4 separate regions of the Mus musculus genome follow, and all the other regions are linked to region 2. Evidence: chromatin loops called from intact Hi-C (ENCODE). Cell type or tissue: heart. All regions are shown on one strand.

Region 1 (5,000 bases), 770 kb after region 2:
TCTTGATTGTCTTTTTCTGTGAACCACGTAAATTTTCAAGTTTGGCCTTTTATTGATCATCTAACATTGATAACATTAGTATGCACTGATAATAGAAGGTATTTTAAAAGAAAGCTCCCTCCATCATTCTTCCCACTCCCTTTGGTTGCTGTGAATACACCATTTTCAAAGTTGGTCAGTGAAATCAATTGTTACCAATGTCCCTCTTGATCTATAATTTCCCCTAGAATGTTGTGGAGGTAGGAGAACATTCATTCATTCCTTCATTCATATCTCTCTGTCTTTTTCCCTCATTGACCAGTCAGGGCTCATCCTGGAAGAATTTATATGCTTCTCTTCAGGCATTGGACAGCAGAAGCAGGATTAGGTATTCAAAGAAATTACATAGCAAAAGGCAAGTCTGGGCTATAGAAGAAATTCCTCTAAATAGAAACAAATAATCATAGCAGTTGAGAAAACGGATAAAATACTTAAATTCTCCAGAAACACTAAAGAGAAAAAAAAATCTAGATGTTCAGAGAAATTCTAAGAAAATGAAACTTAAAAAGTGTTATCAAGAGCCGGGCGTGGTGGCATACACCTTTAATCCCAGCACTTGGGAGGCAGAGGCAGGCGGATTTCTGAGTTCAAGGCCAGCCTGGTCTACAAAGTGAGTTCCAGGACAGCCAGAGCTACACAGAGAAACCCTGTCTCAAAAAACCAAAAAAAAAAAAAAAAAAAAAAAAAAAAAAAAAAAAAAAGTGTTATCAAGAATTGACTTCTTTAAAAGATAGATATTATTGAAAGTATGAATAGGTACAGTGTCTTTCAACAAGAGCAGGCCATTACCTTGTAGGCAAATACAGCAAACCAGTAGCCAACATCAAATTAAATGGAGAGAAACTTAAAGCAATCCTACTAAAATCAGGGACTAGACAAGGCGGCACACTTTCTCCATAACTATTGAAGTCCTAGCAAGAGCAATTCCACAACAAAGAAGATCAAGGGGATACAAATTGGAAATGAAAAAGTCAAAATATCATTATTTGCAGAGGATATGATAGTATCTATAAGTGATCCTAAAAATTCTACCAGAGAACTCCTAAACCTGATAAACAACTTCAGTGCAGTAGCTGGATATAAAATGAACTCAAATAAATCAGAGGCCTTTCTCTACAGAAATGATAAACAGGATGAGAAAGAAATAGGGAAACAACACCCTTCACAATAGTCACAATTAATATAAAATACATTGGTGTGACTCTAACTAAGGAAGTGAAAGATCTGTATAATAACTTCAAGTCTCTGAAGAAAGAAATCAAAGAAGATCTCAGGAGATGGAAACGTCTCCCATGCTCATGTATTGGCAGGATTAGTATAGTAAAAGTGACTATCTTGCTGAAAGCAATCTACAGATACACAGCAATCCCCACCAAAATTGGAACTCAATTCTTCACAGAATTAGAAAGGGCAATTTGTAAATAAATCTAGAATAACAAAAATCCTAGGATATCAAAAACTATCTCAACAACAAAAGAACCTTTGGTGGAATCATCATCCCGAAACTCAAGCTGTAGTACAGAGCAATTGTGATAAAAAACAAAAACAAAAACAAACAAACAACCCCCTTCATGTTACTGGTACAGTGACAGTCAGATCAATGAAGCTGAATTTAAGATCCAGAAATAAACTCACACATCTATGTCCACTTAATCTTTGACAAAGGAGCTCAAACCATCCAGGGGAAAGAGGACAGCATCTTCAACAAATGTTGCTGGCTCAATTGGCGGTTAGCATGTAGAAGAATGCGAATTGATCCATTCTTACCTCCTTGTACAGAGCTCAATGCTAAAGGCCAAGAGAACAACTTGTAGAATACACGAAAGAAACTTAGCCTGTCTGACTTTGGCATCCTGCTAAGGGTGTTTCTATACACAGGACCCTGCTCGAAAGGTTTTGTGAATATTCAGCCCAGATAGTTAAGTTATGCAAGAGCCACCGTTGGGTCCAGAAGCGGCTAAAACCACGAGGCAACTCGCAGGTGCCTGCATGTAGCTGCTGGTTCCGACCCAGCCTTCCGTAGGACCCAGCACACCCGATCCCGCTCCTCACCTCTGTGGGAAGTGACAATATCCTCATCATGTCGCACTTTCAGAACTTGCCTGAGTTTCCTTCACAGTACCCAGCAGCACACAGGACAAATCACTTAAGCCTGCTTAATTACAGGGAACCAGCGAAAAGAATTCCGGAAGAACCACCCTCCTCTTATGACTGGCAGATCCCACAGGGAACCAGGAAAATCCCTTCCGGAAAAACCACCCTCCTCTAAGACTGTCAGATCCTCCTTCATGCCGTGATTGGCTAGTAAATCCTGAGTGACAGGAGCAACTCTCTCAGGGTGAGAGGGTGCAAACGCAACTCGGAATAGTGGTTCAGTGCACAGGTTTCCAATCTAGACGCACACCTATTCTAGATCAGCAGAGATTTGTATTTTGGTAGCAATTGTCCCAGGTTTCCGATAGCGTACACCCCAGCTATTGCCGTCCCTTCTCTCCAGCTCACCTCTGATTGGCTGCCTGCTCCTCCCCATTGTGAGCTGTGACTTTGTTCTCCAGAGCCAGGACTCAAATTCTGACCTGTGAGTCCACTGCCCTCAGAAGGTGCTTCCTCTTATTGCTAGTGGAATGAAGCATATTACTAAAGTTGCAGTGGAGTGGATAATCTGTCTTACAAGTGGAAGGATGCCCAGTTTAACTGCTAGTTAAAGAGTGACTTTAAGAAACAACGTTTTGTATTGTGGCTTCTTACTGGGTTCTGGTAAATTGCACAAACTTTCCAGCTGGAGCTCTATTGTTATTCTATAATCTACTATTCTATTGTCTATTCCTCAGTAGGAAAGTGCCAAAAAATAAAATAAAATCTCAACCCAAAAACACAGGTGTACTAGGAAAATGCTCTAGGGTCTCTCTATGTATGTGGAAAGTAGATTTATTAGTATGGCTCCCAAGCTGATAGCCAACTCTTGCAACTATAACTCTATACCAATGGGAAGTTGAGCAATCCAGTGGTTGTTCAGTCCATGTGGCTGAATGTCTCAGCTGGTTTTCAGTATATATCATAATATGTATAGGAATAAAACGTAACAGCTGTAAGGAACCTAGAAACATGTAACGAATACATGTAATCATAAAAGTCGCCACAAAATCCATACGGGTGGTAAACCTTAAGCATTTAAAGAATGTGGGAGAGCTAGCACTACAGTATCCCTGACTGAAGACATAAGTATTTGTATGCCAGCCGGGCATGGTGGCGCACGCCTTTAATCCCAGTACACAAGAGGGAAAAGGCAGGCAGATTTCTGAGTTCGAGGCCACCCTCATCTACATCCAGAGTGAATTCTAGGACAGCCAGTGTTACACATAGAAACCCTGTCTCGAAAAATAAAATAAAATAAAATAAAAATAAAGAAGAAGAAGGAGAAGGAGAAGTAGAACACAAAGACGATGACAAAGAAGACAAAGAAGGGAAATATAAGACTTAAATAGTTTAAAAAAGAAGCATAAGACTTAAGATATAGGACTAGATGAAAAGGAACAGAGAGGTCCAACCATCCATTGAACCCCATTTAAATCATTCCAGGGCTTCCCAAATCCACCTTCCTCAAATCTACCTTCCTCAAATGAACATATGGAGAAATATAAAATTGATATGTTTCCCAAAACTTAGGAATCTCATAGCTTTCAAATGGTCTGAATATGTGAAGGCATACAAATCCAATTCCACTATTTGGTCAAGAAGCATATTTATGCAGTCCTTCATTAGGTTGCATAAAATATCTTTCACTTTGTACGTATAACTTTTGTAAAATTATCATATGTTTAAACTGGCCCATAATAGTTTCTTTCTGTTAGAATTATAGGGATGGAAATGGAGAGGAGCCTTGCCACGCACTCTGGTTGAGTCAGCTTGACAGGCCGAGAGGCCTAAAAGTCACGAGGCAAAGAGTTTCACGGAAACTCACCTCCTGGAATCTGGTGTTCTCTCTAAACCATACATTAATATTCCATTCCCGAGTTAGTCTGGTGTATGGATCCATGTGCTCTCTTTTAGTATTATCCTATTATAAGTGCCTTTTAGGATTGAATTCTCACATAGCCAAGCCTTCACCAGTGTTCCAACAGTCCTAGAAAGTCCTACAGCTGACCATGGGCTTGGAATTCAGTAAGAATGTTGCTTTCAGTGACATTCAGAATTGCCTCTGGCATTACACTATCACTTTGAATAAAAGCCAAGTCACTGCTCTACACAAGAATTTACCATCATCTAGGAAGAAGGAAGTTTGAGACCTAAAGAGAAACCAGAATAGACACTTAGAACTAGAGATAGCTGAGTTACACCCATACACACGTATTTACAATGGTCTACGGGAAAGGTGGACTATACAATAGACTAAAATAGGAACTATGGCAAGGGCACGAAGCCCTTGACCCTGGCTTCTAAGATTAAGTGAATCTTAGGTGCAGCTCTTTTTGATCCCAGTTGTTAACAATGAATTCTATCCCAGGTGGTTCCTGTTAGACCTTCTGTGTTTGTATTCCTGTTTTGTGTAAGAATCCAGTAACCTCTTTGTACCTTGCTGGTGTGTCACCCAACTTCCCTATTTTCTTCAGCATAAAAAGTTTGATGCTCGATTTGACAAATTACATTCAGATTCTACACAACCTCTCCTATGTGCATCTGTCTGTTTCCATCCAAGGCTTTGCCCACCTGCCCCAGAGACCTGTTCCACGCAGACAAAAGGATAAAGAGGGTCTGAGGCAGAGCCTGAAGAAAAAAGGTCCAACAACAGGCCCAAAGAGGGATCCAGCTCAAGGGAGGTCCCAGGGCCTGACACTATTATTTTTTAATATTTATTTATTATTATATCTAAGTACACTGTAGCTGTCTTCAGATGCACCAGAAGAGAGTGTCTCATTACAGATGGTTGTGAGCCACCATGTAGTTGCTGGGATTTGAACTCA
Region 2 (5,000 bases):
TTGTGTGTTAAGAAGAAACAGAGGAGACTCAGCAACTTGCTCCTTCTGTTTTTGTTTTGTTTGTTCTAGGCTAGGGATGCTGCTAAGGTGCTCATCTAGCATGGATGAAGCTGAGTTTCAATCCAGCACTGCAAAAACTACATATGTTAGTGCGGACCTGTGATAACTGCACTTGGGAGGTGGAGGCAGGAGGATCAAAAGTTTAAGGTTATGTGAGTTAAGTGATCCTGGGCTAAAGAAGACTCCATCTTAAAAACTAATCATCAATCATGTTACATGCAACATGGAGGTAGGGGATGCAGGGTGCGTGCATAAGGAGTAGGGACTAGTCAGAGAAAGTGAATTGTTGGCTGGGGCCTGTGCAATAGGTGGGGAAGAGTTCACGTTCAAAGGGAAGGCATTTCAAGAGTCGGGCAGAGCATGGGTGAAAGCTCAGACACATAACAGCACTCTCAGAGTTCAGGGGACTGAAGCTAAAGCCTCCTGAAAAATAACAAGGAAGATATGAGAAGAGATAAAAGTACACAGTAAAACAGTGCAGATTTTGGAGGGTTGTCATGGTCATTTACAGGGATAATGTAATGGTAGAAATGAGTAGGGAGGTGTCAGGGGATTAAGAGGACATGAGGATAGAGGGAAAAACTCATTACTGTAAATAGGAAACATGTGCCAAGATCCTGGGGTGACTGAGAATATTAATGAATGCCACAAGGAGAAAACAGAATTGCAAGGTAGGATAGACAGCTTTCTTCCTTCTTTAGTAGGGACAAGGCAGGGAGGAAAAATGAGGGCCAGAATATGTGGGGCCTTGGGAGTTTTCTCAAGAAATTAGATTTGGTTCCAATGACAACAGGAAACTATTGATGGATTTAGAGCAGAGAAGTAACCCAATGTGACATACTTAAAAATACTGGATTGGAAACTAGTATTTAAGATCTGAGTCCATCCCCAGAATCTGCAGGTAAAAAGCTTACACTTAAATGCTAGAGCTGTTGAGGTGGTGACAAAGGTTGGCCAGCTAGCCTAGCCAGGCAAGTCTCAGCCATTGAGAAACCCTGTAACAAAAAACAAAACAGTGAATTGACTGACAAATAGCACTGGTATTGACCTCCAGCTTCTACATGCACATTCATGTACACATATTTATTCAATCCCACACACACACACACACACACACACTCGCAATAAACCAGACTAGGCAGGTAGTTCAGCTGTATAGTACTTGTTTAGAACCCACAATAGGGGACTAGAGGTGTAGCCCACTGCTAGAGCTATTGCCTAGGGAGAGAGGTTGGGAGTATAACTCAGTGATATAGCTACTTCCTAGAATACTTCAGCAAGGGATGGGGTGTGGCTTGGTGGTATAGCTCTTGCCTAGACTTCAACCAGTGAAGGGCTGGGAGTGTTGCTCAATGGTTTCTGCTAATAGAAAGTTGTAAGTGCTTTTTCTGATATAAAGAAAGGGTTAGGGAAAGTTTGGATTTTTTGTTGGTGGTGGTCTTTTGTTGTTGTTTTGGTTTTTTATGGGGGCGGTTACCATATAGTAGTACTCTGAGGGTATTTTCTAGAGATGGAAATATAAAGAAATCTCCTAGAGAACAGAAAAGGGTTTCAGCTGATGCCCAAAATCCTCCAGAATGAGCCTCCCAAACTAAAACAGTGTGTATCCCGTCACCATATTCACCTGAGTATTTGGAAGGTATTTTGTCAGGTCCTCACCTATCGGTGAGCAGTGACTTTAAAAAGCAAACAAACACCCACGAACGAACTAAAATATATACTTTATTTCCAGGACAGATGTAGGATCAGGATTTGTTAGTTGCCACTTAAGTACCATCGAAAAAACAGCCTGAGAAAACAAAGGAGTCTGTACTATAGGGAGGCCCAGTGATAGAGACACTTGGGTTTCAACGTGCACAGGAGCTTGGACCTGAGTTTCCAAGGAGGCTTGGAATCAGGACTCATGCGTTATAAGACAGTACAGACCTGGACTCCTGGGTCTGAGAAAAGAGGGTTAGGCTCCCTAGGTCTTAAAGGGTGGGGACTAGACGCCTAGATATCTGGGAGAATTGGAACCTAGAAACCTGGTTCTGGGGAAGGTAGGCTAGGGCCTGGACTTTGCAGTCTTGAGGGAAGAGAGTTAGGCTTGGACTTGGTCTGAGAGAAGACTTGGGTTGGACTGCTAGGAATGAGGGAGGAGGCTGGGGTCTGGACTCCAGAGTATAGGGGAAGAGGCATGCGGTGTGGACCAAAGGAGCTGGGGCGAGGGGCGGGGAGGGGGGGGGGACGGTGCTAGCTGGCACTCACCACACTAGCAGAGTAACACTGGCAGACCCAAGTGCAGCGGTGGCCGCGAGCAGGAATAGGTTGCCAAGCGTCAGAGCCTGGGGGTTGGTAAGTAGTTCGCCTAGGCTGGGGCTCCAGGGCTGGATCATTTCCGGCTCCGCCGGCGTCCGATTCATCACTTCCCGGAACGTGACCTGGAGCTCAGTGTCCTCAGGCGGAGGAGGGCCCGTCACTGCCAGAGCTCACAAGTTAGAGAGCGGAGCTCCGCCCTCCGCCCTACCTCATATCCTCACCCCGCCCGTACCGTTCAGATAAAAGTAGAGCCGCGCCAGGGGGCGCTGGTCGTGCAGGATCACGCAGGAAAAGGTCCCACCGTGTTTGGGTTGCACTGGCCGTATTCGTGCCAGGTACCCGTGAGCCCCCGGCATATCACGGAAGTACGTAACGTCCTTAGTTCGGACCTGTGGGACAGCAGAGCTGAGGCTGAAGTGCTTAAATGCACCGGGAACGGAAAGCCCTGCCCAGCTCTAATGCACGCCCCCTCCCAAAGCACTGACTCAGCTCGCAAGCCTCTGGCTCTACTGGCTGCACTAAGCAACCCTTCCGGGCATTCCCTAAACCCTGACTCATAATGCACATTGAGCATGGGTCTTCCACATATTTAGTCTCCATCTCTCCCTAGTTCCCCGACCCTTCTTCTTGCACTAAACCGAATCCCTACACTGAACTGAACCTCATCCTTCCCAAGCCCTCCAGCTGGCTGTTTCCGGACTCACACCTCCCACAAATTTCCAGGAATAAGTGATCTCCGACTCTGGCAACTCGAAAGCCACGATACAAGAAAACAAAGCCTGGTCCCCTCGGTTCACCAGCATGTCCTGAACTGGAAAGAGGCCGGATAGCTCTTTTAAGTCCGCACAAGCCCCTCCTGGCGGCATCCCAGCCTCGCCCGCCCTCTCACCTGGACAATCGAGAGGCAGATCGCAGAGTTTAGAAAAGCAGCCCGAGCAGTGGAAAAGCCTAGCCACCTCCTGGAGACCTAGTGAAATGAGACCAGGAGTGGAGGGCTCCCCCTGAAGTCTCCCATCAGTTCTCTGAACCCTGTTAAATCTATGGGAACTCCAAGGGTTCTTTTGAGGAGGTGGAAGACAGACCCAGTCTTTTCTGCACCATCTAAATCTCTGTCCAGTAAGGCCCTGGCTAACCTTCTGGCTTGTGTGGCCAGTTGAGCCAGTTTGCTACAACATAAATGTGGTGTTTTGTGTTCTAGCCACTGGGAACAAAACCTATGGATTTATGCATGGTAGCCAAGCTCTCTACCACTTAAACATACTCCTACTCCCCGACGTGGGAATTTTAGGTAAGTAGTCTATACCACTAAGCCATACATACCCCAACCCCTCTGGAAGAGTATAGGCAGGGGACCTGTCACTGAGCCACACCTCCAGCCCCTCACTGAGTATTCCAGGCAAGCACTCCACTGCTGGGCTGTATTTTCAGCATTCTTTTTAGTTTTTGTTTTGAGTCAGGGTCCCCCTAAATTACCGGGCATGGACTAGAACTCCTGTAGCCCAAGCTGACCTTGAACATGTAATCCTCCTGAGTTGGCCCCAAGTAGTCAGGATGACAAGCCTGAACCACCAGGCCTGTTTCTTATAGGTTTTTGAACAGTACCTAGTGTATGTGCTTTTCTATTGGATTCCTTTGGATTGGAGGCCCACTCATTGTCTCAATCTTAAATTCCAGGTTTCCACCCATCACCATGTTTCCCCTGCTGTTTTGAGTTTGGAACTAATTCCTTACCACAAGGAGGGATGCAGGCCGGGGCTGTGGAGAGAAAGGAAGCATTAAGACCCAGGTGGTTGACAGAGGGACCTACCTAAAGCACCTCCATAAGATATTATAGGCAGGGAACCCTATACTCTAGAGAACAGCACTTGGGGACATAATACATTGTTCCTAAGGTGCAAGGCTAAGGCCATGGAGCTTCACTCAAAAGGATGGAGCAAGGCCAAGTGCATCACCAGGCTTAAGGCTTGCAGTTAGCCGTCTATGAAAAGGGGAATGTGGTGGGGATAAAGACGCCTTGAGGAAGAACCAGCCTTGGATTCATTACCCTGGAGGGTGGGAGTAGATCCCAGGCAACCAATCCTTTAAGGAGTCAGCACCTAATTAGAAGGCCCTGCCAAAGAAGCACCGCCTAGAGAAGATGCTTTTGAGTGCAGAGCCAGAAACAGAACTCAGAAGAGGCTGGGGTGGATGTGGGCCAGGACTGCCATCGGAACTATACTAGAATAGGAAATCCACTGTTCCCAGCATTTAGGCTGGATTCAGAACACCCACCTGTGTAGTATGGGGTATGTCTGCAGGGGATGGAGTTGGAGGCCGGTTTACCTTTTTTAAGGTGTTCAATGGTCCTCTTCAATTTTGCAGCAGCATCTTTGAAGGCAAGCCAAAAGGGCTCTGAAGGATGAAGCAGGGTGGTTGTACTAAGAGCCCCTTTCCCTGGGTCTTGCTGCCTCTCCCATAAGCACAGGCTGTTTCCTCTTCCCACAGATACAAAGGGAAGGGTTGCAAACTTCCCCCAAGTGTTCTTTCTGCCTCCTGAAAGAACTATCCATTTATGTCTCAGTGGAAATGGGAGGATAATGTTCAAACCCTCTGCAGGGCCTACTGAGCCCTACTATGCTGGTTCAGTTTCCTATTTCTCTGTT
Region 3 (5,000 bases), 51 kb after region 2:
ATAAAGAGGGTGGGCAGGAGAAGAACTCGGAAAACCAAAATGTAGGTAGTGGAGGTCCCCGGTTCAGGTAGATCTGTTGGAGTCTGCTACCGGAGGGTTTAACTTACAATGGCTTACAAATTAGGATGCTAGTTGCTGGGTCCTTTTGATTCTAAACTAAGATCATGTGGTGTACTCCAGTGAAAAGGTAAGGTAGCAGGGCACGCCGGTTGGCCATGGGAATTTGGAAGCGTGGGGCTTGTATGGCAGCAGCCTGTCATGGGGAGCTTAGCAAGCTGGGTGGAGAGATTTTGGAGCTTTGAGACAGAGGGTCTGCTGGGCTGAGAACAGGCTGGCCTGCCTGCTGGTGCTTTGCCTGAGTTAGCGGGGGTGTTTTACTAATATTACTCGCTACAGGTGGCAATCCAACATGGGAAGCTAGAATCCACTACAAATTTAAGATTCTTAGCCTATGAGTTAGAAATTTAGTTAGAAATTTGGACATTGCAACAAAGAAAGCCGGTTCTAAGGTCCCCTGCTGTGAAAAGAGACAACTTGGCTACTCTGAGCCAGAGAGCCAGGGAATGGAAGCTGGATACTTCTTGTGGGCAGATACTGATTGAATTGTGAATTTATAAAATTGGAATTATTTGCTTTTAGGATAAACTTATAATACAGATTCTGTCCAAATCACATGGGGAATTTTGCCTGCATGTCGGAACTAGAATAGGGAAATTTACTAACTCCAAGTAGAGAGCAGTGATAATTGCCTGCTACAAACAGGCACTAATTAATACAAGTCTATGTCTCCAGGCAGAGAGCACAACAGAAAGATGTTCTAACAAGTATTAATAAAATAAATGTCTATGGCTCCAGTCAGAGAGCATAACAGATCGAGAGTATGTTAAAGTCTGTAGGAAATTCATATTCCTTGAATGTGGGCTCCATGGGAATTTTGGGTTAAAATTCTGGTTTAACTAGCTGTTTGCCTCTTATTAGCAGATATTAATAGAAGTGTGATTAAATTGTTTTTATAGTTAGAAGGAGAAGATACAGATTTTCAAAATGAGTAGCATTATGAGGTTTTTTTGATTGTTTTATTATTCCTCAGGAAGATAAAGCAGGATACAATCTTTCCTGGTTGCTGACTGAAGGATATGCTGATTTGGGAGAAAGGTTTTAAAAAGTGATTAGTATCTATATACCTTCCAGAATTATATGGATCAGATATGATGAAGGGAGACTCCCTCTCCCCGACAAACCAGTTTCCAGAGACTCAAAAAAAAAGTTATCTTGATGATACTAAAATTTTGTTTTGAGATTTGTGTATTACAGATTATGCAGCCTTGTGAGTCTCATTGTCAGACATGCTGAACTGACCTGTTTGACCTCCTGATCTCAGGGACTTTCAGCCAGATCCAGTTAGGACACAGACATTAGAAACTAAAACAATCATTGGTGTAGCCTTCTTAAGGCCAACCAGCTCCCCCACTTTCCCTACCCTCCCCCACTTCAAAAATACCTCAACCCCCATATTCAGCTGGAAGTAGTTATGAAGAATCATTGCCCCGGTTCCCTGGACTTGAGCTGGGGGAAAGGGATATCTTTCTAAACAAAAAGAAAGTTCTGATATAAAAAAGGAGGAGATGGGTAAACAAGCGGTAATTAATAGAGCACATAATACTTAGAACACCTGACTGAACATGTAAGGACTAATGCTAAACATTTTGATGCCAAATGACAACCTTACTGACCATAACACTACTTATACTCTGTCCTAAGTGACTACTTCTATGAGGAAGTGGATAATTAAAGTTCAAGTTAAAGGGGGTAAAGAACTCCCTAGCTGAACTCAGGGCCAATGATGTTGAGCTATTTACAGGTATAAGTTCTTCCTCTCCTCTCTTCTCTCCTCCCCTCCCCTCCCCTCCTCTCTTCTCTCCTCCCCTCCCCTCCCCTCCCCTCCCCTCCCCTCCCTTCCTTTCCTTTCCTTTTCTTTCCCTTTCTTCTCGTCTCTTTCCTTTTTTCTTTCTTCTGTTTCTCTCTGTGTCTTTCTGTTTCTCTTTCTCTCTCATTTTTCTCTCATATAATACATCCTAACCATAGTCTGTAGGAGCTAGTGCCAGAAAATTAATGTTTAACCAGATAATTACTGTCAATGTATACATCTCTGTTGTAAATTTTATGTTCCAACTTTTAGGGAATTTTTCGTAAAAAACAAAGGATGCTTAAATAAACCATGTGATTTATTCCCCTAGAAATGATACAAACAACTAAAAACAATTACACTGAATGGCATTATTCAGAGCAGGAGGCGAGAGCAAGATTATTAGGAGAAGGAGAGAACAAGATTAGGAGAATGGGGAAGGACAGCAGAGTAGAGTAACTTACAAATTGAAAAGGAACTCAGAGATTAAGAAAGTGGATTGGAGTGATGGCTCAGTGGTTAAGAGCACCAACTGCTCTTCCAGAGGTCCTGAGTTCAATTCCCAGCAAGCACATGGTGGCTCACAAACATCTGTAATGGGATCTGATGCCCTCTTCTGGTGTATCTGAAGAGAGCAATGGTGTGCTCATATACATAAAATAAACAAAATAAATCTTAAAAAAAGAAAGAAATTAAGAAAGCAATATACAGAATGCAGAGAGAAAGAGGAACAAAGAAAAAGCGGCAGAGAGAACAGAAAGAGCAAGCAGGCTTTTCCATATCATTGGATGGAACAGGTCATTTCTTACCAACATGGCAGGCTTAGCATTACTAAAGAGGACAAAGCTTTTGTCTTATTGGCTTGGGTTTAAATTCATTTAGCAATAAAAGGATAGAAGCTTTTCCTTCCTCTAGTCAATAAAGATTGTAGTTCTTTTTTTTTTCCAGAATGCATGAGTTCTTTTTGCACTGGCATTCGGTGTTTGTTCCATATGACTCATGTTAGGCCTGAGCGACACATTTGTAAAGTTATAGAACACTGTAATAGCCAGTGCCCAAATATGGAATGTAGGAGTCTTCTTCCTCTATAGCAAAGGGGCAAAGAACATATCTAAGGGGAAAGGTGAGTTTATGTATTAATCTGGATAGCTTTTGCACGTGCTTCTGTAAACTTTCTCAAAGCTGTTACCATTGCTAAAGAGAAAACGTGATCCTTACATGGTGAAGTAAATGCAGAGCCCCTCAACCAAGGGAAGAAAATCAGGACCAGCCTCCATGGAGATGTTGTTTAGCAGATATCAGAACAACAGAAAAGCGCTGCATGATCACCGTGAGGTGAATATAAAAGACTCTCTGGATCTAGTTAAATAATACAAAAGTCATTAGTAAAAAAAGAGCCCATGTTAAATTTCACACCACATTATGACTGACACATTGCATGTGGAAGTTTGTAATGCAGTTAGATATTTCATCTTAGTATATGAGGGAGTAAAAATTTCCTAACAATTGTACTTAAAAATACCCTTTTATTAACAGTAGATTCTTTTCTCATAGGTTATATCATGATTACAGTTTCTCCTCCCACTACTCCTCCTAGTTTCTTCCCAACTTCCCTGCCCCCTCTCCACTCCATATCCACTTTAGTTTTGTCTCTCAGAATAGAACTGGCTTCTAAGAGTAAATGACAAAACAACAAAATAAAACATAATAAGATAAAACTAAAACCATCACCTCAATTTTGGGCAAGTCCACTCAACAAAAGGAAAAGACCCCCAAAGCAGAAACAAGAATCAGAGACCCACTCATTCACACACTCAAGAGTACCATAAAAACACTAATCTTAAATCTATAAATACATTATTTGTACACAGAGAACCTGGTGCAGACCTGAGAAGACCCTATGCTTGCTGCTTCAGTCTATGAGTTCATATCAGCCTTACTCAATTGACTCAGAGGGCCTTGTTCTCCTGGCATCCTCTATTCCCTCTGACTCTTATTCTCTTCCTGTCTTACCTTCGGGGGGATTCCCTCAGCTCTGAAAGGAGGGATTCAATGGAGACATCCCATTTTGAGTTGTGTGTTCCAAGGATACTTTCTACTGTCCATCTGTGGGTTTTTGCATCTGTTCTGGTCTGCTGTAGGAAAAAGCCTCTCCATCAATGACTGAATAAGGCACTGATCTATGAATATAGCAGAATATCATTAAGACTAATTTTATTCATAGTTGGTTTTTTAGGCCAGCAGTATTTGGTTTTATCCTAGGCTTTTTAGTCACTGCTTCTTGGTCACCCAACCAGTGTTGGATATGGGTTCTGTCTCTGGGAGTGGGCACTAAGTCAAATCAGATATTGGTTGGCTACTCCAAGTGCTGTACCAACCACCATTACCCTATCATAACTTGGAGGCAGGGCAGATTGTAGGTCAAAGGCTTTGTGGCTAGGCTGGTGTTGTTTCTCTTTTGGTAGACTGCAGATTGCATTCACATACCAAAGACATGGAAAAATAATGAAGGCTCCATGTAGGCACCAGCTCAACTTCCCCATGTTCCTTGAGTTCTTTATATATTTTGTCCTATATCAGATATGGAATTGGTAAAAATATTTTCTCATTATGCCATTTGTTCTTTGGATGGTGTCCTTTGCCTTATACAAGCTTTTCAATTTCACAAGGTCTTATTTATTATTTGTTAATCTTAGTACCTGAGCTGTTGGTATTTTATTAGGGCAGTTGTCTTCTGTGACAATTAGTTCAAGGCTATTCCCCATTTTCTCTTCTATGTAGGTTGAGTGTATCTTTATGTTGATATATTTGATCCAATTGAAGTTGCATTTTTGTTCAGGGTGATAATTATGGTTCTATGTGGATTCTACATTCAGAAATACAGTTTAACCAGAACCATTTGTTTAACATGCAGTCTTTTTTTTCAGTGCATATTTCTGCCTTCTTTATCAAAAATTCAAGTGTTCATAGGTGTGTAGATTTTTTTAAATTAATTAATTAATTTTTTACACTTCCGGTTTTTTATTCCCCTGCCCTTGGTCCACCCTCCCATTGTTCCACATCCTGTACCTCCTCCTCACCTCCCTGTCTCCAC
Region 4 (5,000 bases), 58 kb before region 2:
AACTGGGCCTTCGTTACTGAATCGGAGGTTCTCCTTCCTCTCTGTCTCAATATAACTCAAAATCTTTGTCTACCCAAGCACACAGGATGTGTAGTTGGAATGATGGAGCAGAAATAGAAGGAAACACCTTTTTTCTTAATCATTAATTAACATCTTCTGAAAAGCTGCTCTGTCAGAAGAACAAAATACTAACATTGAATTTATGGCCACCTGTTGCCTCAAGACAAAGTAGGGTATACTGGGCTTTGCACAAAATTCTCGAAACAGCAGGCTTTCTCTGAAAGGTTACATAGGTTACTGAACTTTGGCCCAAACTCTCCTTCCAGGGACAACTACACCAGACTCTTAAAAAGGCTTAATGCTTGTCTAGGGATGGTTGGAATGACAAGCCAAAACCCAAACTACCTTCTGATGTGATAGGGGTTTACTGGCTATTGTGAGGATTTCCACCTCTTCTAGAGTATGGATTATATTCTTCTTGAAGGTAGTGTTGCTTAAACAGCTGACAGGAGATTCTGGATGAGACAATATGAATGGTGCCAATCTGTGTGTGAATAGAGGCATACTTTGTGTTTCTCCAGCAGATGTCATATATGCGGTCATTGTTTTTGTTAAGACAGTCTTGGTGAACTGAGACTAACATAAAACTCTCAAGGTAGATGACATTTGAAGCAATTATGACTCTATCTACTGACTCCTGGATTAGTGGTAATTTTTGCTATCTGCCTTGGCTCCGGACATCTTGTGTTCCCAGCCACTCACCCAGGAATTCTTTGGATTCACAAATGAAACACACACACACACACACACAGGGAGAGAGAGAGAGAGAGAGAGAGAGAGAGAGAGAGAGAGAGAGAGAGAGAGAGAGAGATCAGTTAATTTTTGACATGCAACTATCTCAAAAGCTGGACACTGCTAAACCTTTCTGTAGTAGCAAACCCTGCCCTCCTGTACTCCTAAGGCTCTTAAGCCTTCCCCTGCTATTGTAAGCCCGTTGGAGGAAGTGGCCAGTTACCTGAATTCTGGGTAATAGGGTTGCAGATCCCTTTAGCTCCTTGGGTACTTTCTTTAGCTCCTCCATTGGGAGCCCTGTGATCCATCCATTAGCTGACTGTGAGCATCCACTTCTGTGTTTGCTAGGCCCCGGCATAGTCTCACAAGAGACAGCTACATCTGGGTCCTTTCGATAAAATCTTGCTAGTGTATGCAATGGTGTCAGCGTTTGGATGCTGATTATGGGGTGGATCGCTGGATATGGCAGTCTCTACATGGACCATCCTTTCATCTCAGCTCCAAACACAGAGGGTTGACATTCTCTCCTGCAGCTCTTATGTCCCATGCTTCTCCTCTGAAGGCATGATGATTCCCTGCCTCGTTTCTCTCTTTCAGTCCTAACCTGCATAAAGCCAAAGGACCACCCTCAGTTTACCTGTTCAGCCATTGGCCACTGGCTCTTTATTAAACAATCAAAAACCAACTGGGGAAAAGTACCTTTAACTTTTGGAGAGCTAGGTTCCCACGTTGGAGGCCCGAGTTAATTAGAAGTATTAGAACTGATACCCAGCACCTGGAAATACAGGCTGGTATTATATAGTCGTAAGAATTGATCCCAGGATGTAATACATGCTGAGAAAGCAGAATCCTCACCAATGGCTGAAAAAGGTTTAAGAGATAAAATGGCCTTCTCTGTGATTGTGTTTTACCTACAGCATCTGTTGTACATCAGCCTCTGAGAAACCATCATCTGGTGGAATGTGGAGCTACGCAAGAGACAGGAGATATTAGCATGTGGGGGAAACGCAGCAGCAAAGCCAGATTGAGTCACTGGAAAGGATTTCTTTAAAAAGACTTAATGCTTGGCTAGGGATGGTTGGAATGACAAGCCAAAACCCAAACTACCTTCTGAAGTGATAGGGGTTTACTGGCTATATCAGTCACATTTTCTTGTGCACCTGTATTTACGAGTTCAGCAAGGGGTACTAAATAGAGGGGAAAAAAACCAACAACAACAATATTTCTCCACGAATGGAGAAAATGTGTCTCCATGAGGTCACAGACCTGAGCAGCAGGACTGACTTATTTTCTTGCTGTTACAACTCGACTACCACAAGATGGCGCACAGTATCCAATAAGTTGCTTCATATCAAATTGCAAAACAAATTTAAAAACTCTGGAGACAGCCATTCCAGAGGCTTTGGTTTTCTGTGTTTGACATCTCCATCCCCTACTAGATTCAAGTAGAACTTCTGCTTTTACATTAATGCATTATCTGTGTTAAAGTACCCTGAATCCAGGCAAGAGGAAGGAAAAAAAAGACTCAAGTTTAACATATCTACCTTTTAAAAATCTTACACTTATTCCACACATCATCATGTACCCAAAGTAGTCCATAGCCTAGTAGAAACACACGCTCATCCATGCTGTATTCACAATAGCAAATAAATGGATTCATTCTATTTTTATATAACAATTAATTTTAAAACAAGTCTATGGATTTGAAAAAGAACAGGAATGTATGGAAAGATTTGAACAGAGGAAAGTGAAGAAGTAAATGATATGATTATGTTATAATCTCAAACAATGGAGAAAAGAAAATGTGGGGAAAGAACATGTGGAAAGATAAAAGGGACACACACACGCACACACACACACACATGCACACAATGGTTAAACAAAAGTCTCTAATAGTCTTTCTTATTGATGCTTCCTCACTATCAAAACAGATACTTGAAACTTCCTTATTTTTTAAGATTTTGGAGGTCTTTACTACACCAGTTCCATTACTCTGACCTACAGTATTTCCTATTAGTTAAGAAATAGTTGAGAGTTCCATTTCTCAGGCTTGATTATAGCATTTGATACTTAAGTAATGGCCGAGGGCGGAGAGGGGGATGATATAAGCAATTTCTCTATCCTCACTTCAGGTCCCAAAGACAAACCCTGTGCTTGACTCTCACTTTGGAAAACCAATGAGTTTATTGAGCTGCTTCACAAATCACAGGTGATGGGTTGCTTACAGGATTACAGTCACTCCACACACAACCTCATCTAAAAAGCCTTCTCAGCAAGGCTGAGAAATCCCCAGTGCTGCATAGATAGAGCCCATGTTCTAGATCTCCTAGGCCTCTGTAAACTGTAGCCTGTTCCCCAGGCCATGTGAAGAGGCGCCACACACTAGGGGAGATTGGATACTCACATGAGAATCATGTACTTTACTTTGCCCCTCTAGGAGGAGTATGAGGGGTATGTAAGATGGAGATGCTAAACTCTCCAAGATGGCAGTTGCTTGTCTCAGAGGACCATCACTAGTGCCAAGATTCTAGTGATGTGCATTGTGTCTAGATAAACCAAAGATCTGAAGACATGGTCAAATATTTTCTACTACCTCTGTTTCCTTTATCTGTCTATGTTATAATTTCATTTATTATGTATTTTAAAATTATGTACATGTGTACATTGATTGCTTGTTTTCAGTTCAAACACACTTGCCTCCCTTTCTTACTTAATCTCACTCCTGTTTATCTCCTTTGTCTACCTAGACAGGCTTACTTAAATACACACACACAAACATACACACACTTGCGCACACACACACTATACATACCACACGCACATGCACACAATCACAGAATGTGCATACCATACACAGACCAAACACACACATCACACACAAACACACACCAAACACACACACCAAGCACCATACACACACATACACACACATATGATTCTGTGTTTTTATATAAAATTTAAGAACAATAATTAAAAGACATCATATAATAGGTGTGCCTCACTTAATTTATTTAACGTGATTATCTCCAATTATATCCCTTTCATGGCAAACCACAACACTTTGTTTTGGGGACTGGACTTGAAGTAGTTTCTCCTACTCCTGCCTGACAAATGCTATGATTATAGGCATGCCCAGCAATAACATACTTGTTATGATAAATACTATTTTATATTAATATTTATATATTAATAATATTAAATAACATTTAATATTACTCATTAATGATAAATAATATTTAATATTTTATTTTATATTTAGTTATTTGTGTGAAGACAGCAAATGCGTATGAGTATAAATGCTTACTAAGTCTGGAGCCCTTGAATTTTCTACAGATAGAATTACTACCAATTGTAATTCAGGTGCTGTGGGTGGTTGAAACTAAACTCAGGTATTCTACTAAAGCAGAAATTTGTATTAACCATTGAGACATCTTCTCAGCCTATGAAATAGAATAACTTATTTTTAATATTTACCATCATGTATAAGCCTTGAGAATATGCATTGCTCTTTTCCTCTCTTGTAGTACATTGCTCCACTACATTAGTTTTGTTTAGAGTATAAAGGCTTAGTTTTTAAAAGAACACAAAAGAACAACAATATTAACATTGACTTTTATTTCATTTTCCAGATTCAGGGGACACAGAAGTTTTTTTTTTTTTTTCAGATTAAAAATGCTATAGGACACAGCATAAGGTAAGGAAGGCAGAAGTGGAATGGGACTGAAGTGGAATGAAAACCATCCCTTATCACAGACTTCATGGGGCCTTTAACTCAATGTCTGCAGGAGGTGAAGTAGAACTGGTGCTTGAATCACTGGTTTGACCAGAATCCTCACTCAGGGCTCTCTCAAGACTATAAGGCAGGGAATGAATAAATCTCTCACGAAAGTCCTGGCCCATGAAAACATAGAGCATCGGATTGAGACAACTATTGAAGTAAGCCAATGAGCTTGTTGGGTTAACAAACATGTCAAGAATTTTATAACTACCACTAAGCAATGTCTCTTTAAACCAGACTGTGCCCAAAAGGGCCACAAGCTGAAAGGGAAACCAGCAGATAAAGAAGGAAGCCACAACTGCTGTAAGGACTCGTAAAGGACGGCTGGAATTAACAAGGTTTCTTCTGTTGATCTTGACAGCAATGAGTCCATAGCAAACAGCAACAATTGACATGGGCATGCTGAAACCAATAAGGAACCTGATGATCC

What was found. Peaks named below come from ENCODE experiments on the same cell type or tissue, not always from the same donor. Only the 100,000 strongest peaks of a DNase experiment are listed, where the experiment ranks them.
Region 1: a loop joins it to region 2, with 4 times the contacts of the local background. A loop is called at or near these places in 2 of 42 quality-filtered maps.
Region 3: it touches region 2 in a loop (2.1-fold over the local background); 8 of 42 quality-filtered maps call a loop at or near these places.
Region 4: it touches region 2 in a loop (2.0-fold over the local background); 13 of 42 quality-filtered maps call a loop at or near these places.

What each region holds. Positions count from the first base shown.
Region 1 is chr17:17,061,298-17,066,297 of GRCm38, reverse strand. It overlaps Zfp960 (zinc finger protein 960), which reads right to left and starts at 2,195. Exons shown (of 4, transcript NM_001005358.2): 1 at 2,092-2,195. The coding sequence starts at 2,121. In heart, no CTCF peak of the experiment used is centred here; a DNase peak (open chromatin) is centred at 2,307; H3K4me3 peaks cover 1,155 bases; H3K27ac peaks cover 476 bases.
Region 2 is chr17:17,835,834-17,840,833 of GRCm38, reverse strand. Spaca6 (sperm acrosome associated 6) reads right to left here. Exons shown (of 9, transcript NM_001162909.1): 3 at 4,681-4,749; 4 at 4,090-4,113; 5 at 3,248-3,325; 6 at 3,063-3,169; 7 at 2,591-2,747; 8 at 2,308-2,518; 9 at 1,763-1,849. The coding sequence ends at 1,816. It also overlaps a transcript of Has1 not described here. Among named protein-coding and RNA genes, the nearest start is that of Spaca6, 7.4 kb to the right of the region's middle. In heart, a CTCF peak has its summit at 2,628; a DNase peak (open chromatin) is centred at 2,583; H3K4me3 peaks cover 2,111 bases; H3K27ac peaks cover 1,815 bases.
Region 3 is chr17:17,784,984-17,789,983 of GRCm38, reverse strand. No RefSeq gene overlaps it. Among named protein-coding and RNA genes, the nearest start is that of Mir99b, 43 kb to the left of the region's middle. In heart, a CTCF peak has its summit at 2,511 (motif pointing left); no DNase peak of the experiment used is centred here.
Region 4 is chr17:17,893,348-17,898,347 of GRCm38, reverse strand. It overlaps Fpr2 (formyl peptide receptor 2), which reads right to left. Exons shown (of 2, transcript NM_008039.2): 2 at 4,396-5,000. The coding sequence ends at 4,549. Among named protein-coding and RNA genes, the nearest start is that of Fpr2, 8.0 kb to the right of the region's middle. In heart, a CTCF peak has its summit at 2,103 (motif pointing right); no DNase peak of the experiment used is centred here.